Linked DNA regions of Homo sapiens: region 1 is linked to region 2. Evidence: read pairs that join two places in POLR2A ChIA-PET (ENCODE). Cell type or tissue: GM12878. All regions are shown on one strand. Links, peaks and the distances in the headings refer to the core of each region. The heading gives the core; the rest is flanking DNA. Region 1 has its middle 5.7 kb from the start of PLEKHM2. Region 2 overlaps KAZN (kazrin, periplakin interacting protein).

The links. Peaks named below come from ENCODE experiments on the same cell type or tissue, not always from the same donor. Only the 100,000 strongest peaks of a DNase experiment are listed, where the experiment ranks them.
Region 1: POLR2A ChIA-PET joins it to region 2 with 8 read pairs; 2 of 35 experiments call an interaction of 5 or more read pairs at or near these places.

What each region holds. Positions count from the first base shown.
Region 1 is chr1:15,677,114-15,680,027 of GRCh38, forward strand. No RefSeq gene overlaps it. Among named protein-coding and RNA genes, the nearest start is that of PLEKHM2, 5.7 kb to the right of the region's middle. RefSeq lists a silencer at 1,521-2,068 and an enhancer at 2,771-2,914. In GM12878, for the core only: no CTCF peak of the experiment used is centred there; a DNase peak (open chromatin) is centred at 1,648.
Region 2 is chr1:14,799,569-14,802,482 of GRCh38, forward strand. The region is part of intron 1 of KAZN (kazrin, periplakin interacting protein); the gene reads left to right. LOC105376759 (a long non-coding RNA gene) reads right to left here. Exons shown (of 3, transcript XR_001737612.2): 3 at 1,839-1,909. Among named protein-coding and RNA genes, the nearest start is that of KAZN, 200 kb to the left of the region's middle. In GM12878, for the core only: no CTCF peak of the experiment used is centred there; no DNase peak of the experiment used is centred there.

The DNA.
Region 1 (2,914 bases), core at 136-2,635, 880 kb after region 2:
AACTTCACACTCATACAATGAGCCCCAGTAAAACAGTGGGCCCTAATAAGCACATTCCTTTCCCTCTAGGTGCACTAAGATAAGGAAGCTAAAAGCAGACTCAGGGGGTGGGGGGATGCCTGCAGCTGCAGGAAGATGTATGGGAACAGACACACAACTCTCCCTCCCAGGTAAGCAAGACAAAGAGACACAGAAACATTCCGAGCCTGTGATAAGCTCTCCCACCCTGAACTCTTAAATACTCATAGTCTGTAAGAGAAAAGGCTCCTGACCTAAGTTGGCCAGAAGCCCCTCTCAGGTTTATACTCCAAAATAAGCCCATGTTTGACTGTTAAGCCACTTTTCATGTTTCTTTCTTCTTTCTTCAACTCTTACACCACTCAGATATGTTTTGAAAGAACAAATCCAGGAACACCATTTTGCTGCCTCAGTTTCCTGACTTCAAAGGCCCTGAGAGGCTGCCATAAGTGGGGTGACATAGCTAGTGGCAGAAGTGTGCCTGAAACCGAGACAGGTCAGTGAGGCCAGTTGAGAGATTCTAGCCCCAGTGACTGCTGATGCTGAGTTTAATGTAGATTTAAGGCAGATTACATTCAGGGGGGTTAGTATGCTTGCGGACTTCTATGTGAGGTAGGTTTTTTTGTTTTTTTTTTTTTTTTTTTAGACAGCATCTCACTCTATCACCCAGGTTGGAGTGCTGGAGTACAGTGGCACAATCATAGCTCACTGTAATCTTGAAACTCCTCGGCTCAAGCCACCCTCTCACAGCAGCCTCCTAAGTAGCTAGGGCTAGAGGTGCATACCGGCACACCCAGCTAATTTTTAAAAATTTCTTAGAGACAGGATCTTACTATGTTGCCCAGGGTGGACTTGAACTCCTGACCTCAAGCAATGTTCCTGCCTCAGCCTCCCAAAGTACTGGGATTATAAGTGTGAGCCACTGCACCTGGCCCCAGTGAAGTAGTACTTTTTATTATACCCACATATAAGACTAATTTGGGACATTGGCAAACAGTATCTCCCTGCTAATAGTTGTACAGACTTTGATCATAGTACCTCTAGTACCTCACCCATTATCTTCCTAGAATGGAAAGGCTCAAATCAGGTGTATTAGGCCATTCTTTCATTGCTATAAAGAAATACCTGAGACTGGGTAATTTATTTTTATTTTGTTGAGATGGAGTCTTGCTCTGTCACCCAGGCTGGAGTGCAGTGGTGTGATCTTGGCTCACTGAAACCTCCACCTCCTGGGTTCAAGCGAGTCTCCTGCCTCAGCCTCCCAAGTAGCTGGGACTACAGGCATGCACCACCACGCCTGTCTAATTTTTGTATTTTTAGTAGATACAGGGTTTTACCATGTTGGCCATGCTGGTCTCGAATGCCTGACCTCAAGTGATCCACCCGCCTTGGCCTCCCAAAGTGCTAGGATTACAGGTGTGAGCCACCGTGCTCAGTGAGACTGTGTAATTTATAATGAAAAGAGGTTTAATTGGCTCGTGATTCTGCAGGCTGCACAAGCATGGGCCAACATTGCTCAGCTTCTGGGGAGGCCTCAGGGAGCTTTTACTCATGGCAGAAGGTGAAGCAGGAGCAGGCTTATCACATGACAAAAGCAAGAGGAAGTGAGAGAGAGTGGTGGGGAGGTGCCACATACTTTTACATGACTACATCTTGCAAGAATTCACTCACTGTTTTGAGGACAGCACCAAGAGGATGGTGCTCAACCATTCATGAGAACTCCACCCCCATGATCCAGTCACCTCCCATCAGGCCCCACCTCCAACACTGAGGATTCCTTTTATTTATTTATTTATTTTCTTTTTTTTGAGACAGGTCTTGCTCTGCACCCAGGCTGGAATGCAGTGGCGCGATCTCAGCTCACTGCAACCTCCGCCTCCTGGGTTCAAGTGGTTCTCCTGCCTCAGCCTCCGGTGTAGCTGGGATTAAAGCACGTGCACCACACCTGGCTAATTTTTGTATTGTTAGTAAAGATGGGGTTTCACCATGTTGGCCAGGCTGGTCTCGAACTCCTGACCTCAAGTGATCTGCTTGCCTTGGCCTCCCAAAGTGCTGGGATTATAGGAATGAGCCACCGTGCCTGGCCTAAGGATTACATTTTGACATGAGATTTGAAACAAATATCCAAACTGTATCATCAGGTGTAAAGAGAAGCAACCTTACATCTGTCCTTAGTTCTCTCTTTTTTATTTTTTGTCACCCAGGCTGGGGTCTTGAACTCCTGACCTCAGGCAATCCACCCACCTCGGCATCCCAAAGTGCTGGGATTACAAGCGTGAGCCACTGCACCCAGTGTCTTTTGTCCTTTAACTTCCATGGCCAGCTAAAAACTTTATCTGCATTTTAATTAAGTTAAAAATTAATCAGAAAAAAGAAATTAATCAGAAAATTAATCAGAAAAAAAGAAACTGTAGCATAGCCCTTTCTATGCTACAGCTCAAGGCAGCTGTTCTAGGTTGATGGACAGCTCTCTTCCATGCAGTGATTCAGGGAACTAGGGTGTCTATATTTTATATGTCTGACATCCCCTTGGCTTCATTGCACTGGTAGAAGAAGAAACAGCATGGAAGAGGAAATTTGCATAGAATCCCAGCCTAGGAATGGATCACATTTCTCTGTTCATGTTCTATTTGAGAGGATTTGATCATATAGCTGTGCGTGTCACAAAGGAGGCTGGGAAATGTAGTGCAGCACTCTGCCTGGCTACAACCCTATTACTGTGTAAAGAGAGAGAAGATTTTGTTTTTTTGTTGTTTGGCTTTTGTTTTGAGACAGGGTCTTGCTCTGTTGCCTAGGTTGGAGTGCAGTGGTGCAAACATGGCTCACTGCAGCCTCAACCTCCCATGTAGCTGGGATCACAGGAACACATCACCATGCCTGGCTAATTTTTGGATTT
Region 2 (2,914 bases), core at 282-2,781:
TAAAATGATCAGAAACGGGCCTGGCCAGAGCCAGCTCTTCAAAGAGGGGATGTTATTACCTCCTTGACCATTCACTTAATCAGATCTGGTCGATGTCAAGAAAACAAAATTCCTCGTGCGATGGTGGGCTCAGGATATAATTAACAAGCGGATTTTACTTTTACCCAGAAACCCCTTAAGAACTTTTTTTTTGGAAAAGTAGGCTTCAACGAAATAAAAAAATTTAATGTACAATTTAGTTTCATTTCTGAAATCTTACACGATATTTTATAGGAAGCCTTGGAGACCCCCATCAGAATTCCTCTCCTTGAGTTCATTTTTATATCTTCATGTTTTTCTAATGAAACGGTATTAGATAATAGATGTCCCCGAAGGCCATATCAAAGTTATAAGTATCTGACATGTTTCTTCTCCTGAATTTTGGAGATGTTGTCAGACTATCTGCATATCTAGGGAAGTATGAGTGTCGTGGGGACTCAAGGCTTGGATGTATTGGGAATGGGATGGCAGGTCCATGATGAGCCAGATGAGGAGACAGCAGAGATTTACGGGAGGCAGAATCCTAACCCAAAAGTACCCCAAGGCTGACCCAGCATGGCAGATCTCCAGGTTTTTGTGATCCCAAAACCAAGAACCACATATGACTCAGCAACTCCATTCCTAGGTATACATCCACGAGAACTGAAAACGTGTGTCCACACAAACACTCCTATGAGCGTTCACAGCAGCATTATTCATGAGAGCTGAAAGGTGCAAATAACCCAAATGTCCAACAAAAGGTGAATGAATAAACAAGATGTGGTCAATCCATGCAATCAAATATTTTTAAGCCATAAGAGAATGAAGTAATTGCCAGACACGGTGGCTCGTGCCTGTAATCCCAGCACTTTGGGAGGCCGAGGCAAAAGGATCACTTGAGCCTAGGAGTTCAAGACTAGCCTAGGCAACATAGTGAGACCCCATCTCTACTACAAAACATTAAAAAATTAGCTTGGTGTGGTGGCACATGCCTGTGGTCCCAGCTACTCTGGAGGCTAAGGTGGGAGGATCGCTTGAGCCTGGGAGATGGAGGCTGCAGCGAGCCATGATTGCAACACCACACTCCAGCCTGCACAACAGAGTGAGGCCCTGTCTCAAAAAAGAGAATGAAGCACATGCTACAACATGCATGTCCCTTGAAAATGTGATGCTATGTGAAGCCAGTCACAAAAGACTACACGTTGTATGATTCCATTCATAGGAAATGTCCAGATTAGGGAAGTCTGTACATTAGGAAGACAGAAAGTAGCTTCGTAGTTGCCGGGGACTGTGGGAGGGGAAGTGGGGAGTGACTGCTCGTGGGTAGGGGTTTCTTTTGGGGCTGATAAAAATGTTCTGGAATTAGGTTACGGTGATAGTTGCACAACCTCATGAATATGCTAAAAAACACTGAATTGTACACTTTAAAAGGGTGAATTTTATGATCGATGAACTTTATCTCAAAAAAAAAAAAAAGAAATACGTGGGAGAAAAAGAGTCACGGGGCGCAGAGGGTGGTGATAAGAGGAGCCGTTCTAATCGTCGCGGCAAAGCAGAGGCAGGCAGTGAGTGGGGGGCTTTCCGGCAGCTGCCCTCTCGAGCCAGTCGGAGCCGTCTCAGGGTGTTTCAGCATCATCGTGGCTTTCTCTCTCCGTCACCGCTCAGCAAGCTCCTCGGGGAAATGTGCGTCTCTCCTGAGTCCAGGGAGTCAAAACCAGGAGAAAGTCTGTGCCGTTATGACTGGCTGACTGGCGCTCACTGTCGGTTTCGTGACGAGGGGTGGCACGCACAGGTGAAGCCAGGTGTGAGGGGTCAGGCAGGTGACGACACATTCCGCAGTCCAGAGAGTGGCTGGGTCCCTTCTCCGCAGGCTCTTGGGGCTCTCCTAGGACTGAGAGGGTGATTTAGGATGGCCATCCTCCATAAAACCTACACCTCCCCGGGAAGGAGCAGAGGCCTCCCCAGATAGTGGCCGTTTACCATGCCCTGGGCTTCCTCAGGAGGGCTATGACGGCCTGGCCTGCTCCGACACAGACTGCTGATGAGTTTATGTACTTGGGCTGCAAGGTCTCTCCTAAAGTTTTTTTTGTTTTTTTTGTTTTTTTGTTTTTTTTTTGAGTGGAGTCTCGCTTTGTTGCCCAGGCTGGAGTGCAGTGGCTTGATCTCGGCTCACTGCAAGCTCTGCCTCCCGGGTTCATGCCATTCTCCTTCCTCAGCTTCCTGAGTAGCTGGGACTACAGGCACCCGCCATCACGCCCAGCTAATTTTTTTGTATTTTTAGTACAGACGGGGTTTCACCATGTTAGCCAGTATGGTGTCTATCTCCTGACCTCGTAATCCGCCCGCCTTGGCCTTCCAAAGTGCTGGGATTACACGCGTCGGCCACCGTGCCTGGCCTCTCTCCTAAACTTTTTCTCTGCGCTGAAGAGAGCTGTCCTCTGAGCCCTTCCTCTGTCATGCCCTGCTTTTTAGAATGATCTCGTCCAGAAAGCTTTCGTCGACTCTCTCCATGTGGTAGTTTTCAAAATTGGGACAATGGCCGGGCATGGTGGCTCACACCTGTAATCCCAGCACTTTGGGAGGCCAAGGCTGGTGGATCACTTGAGGCCAGGAGTTTGAGACCACCATGGCCAACATGACAAAACCGTCTCTACTCAAAATACAAAAATTAGCCAGGTGTGGTGGTTTGTGCCTGTAGTCCCAGCTATTAGGGAGGATGAGGCAAGAGAACTGCTTGAACCCGGGAAGCGGAGGTCGCAGTGAGCTGAGATTGTGCCACTGTACTCTAGCCTGGGTGACAGAGCAAAACTCTTGTCTCAAAAAAAAAAAAAAAAAAATTGGGACAATTTTGCCACCCAGGGGACACTGGGCAATACCTGGAGATGTGTCTGGTTGG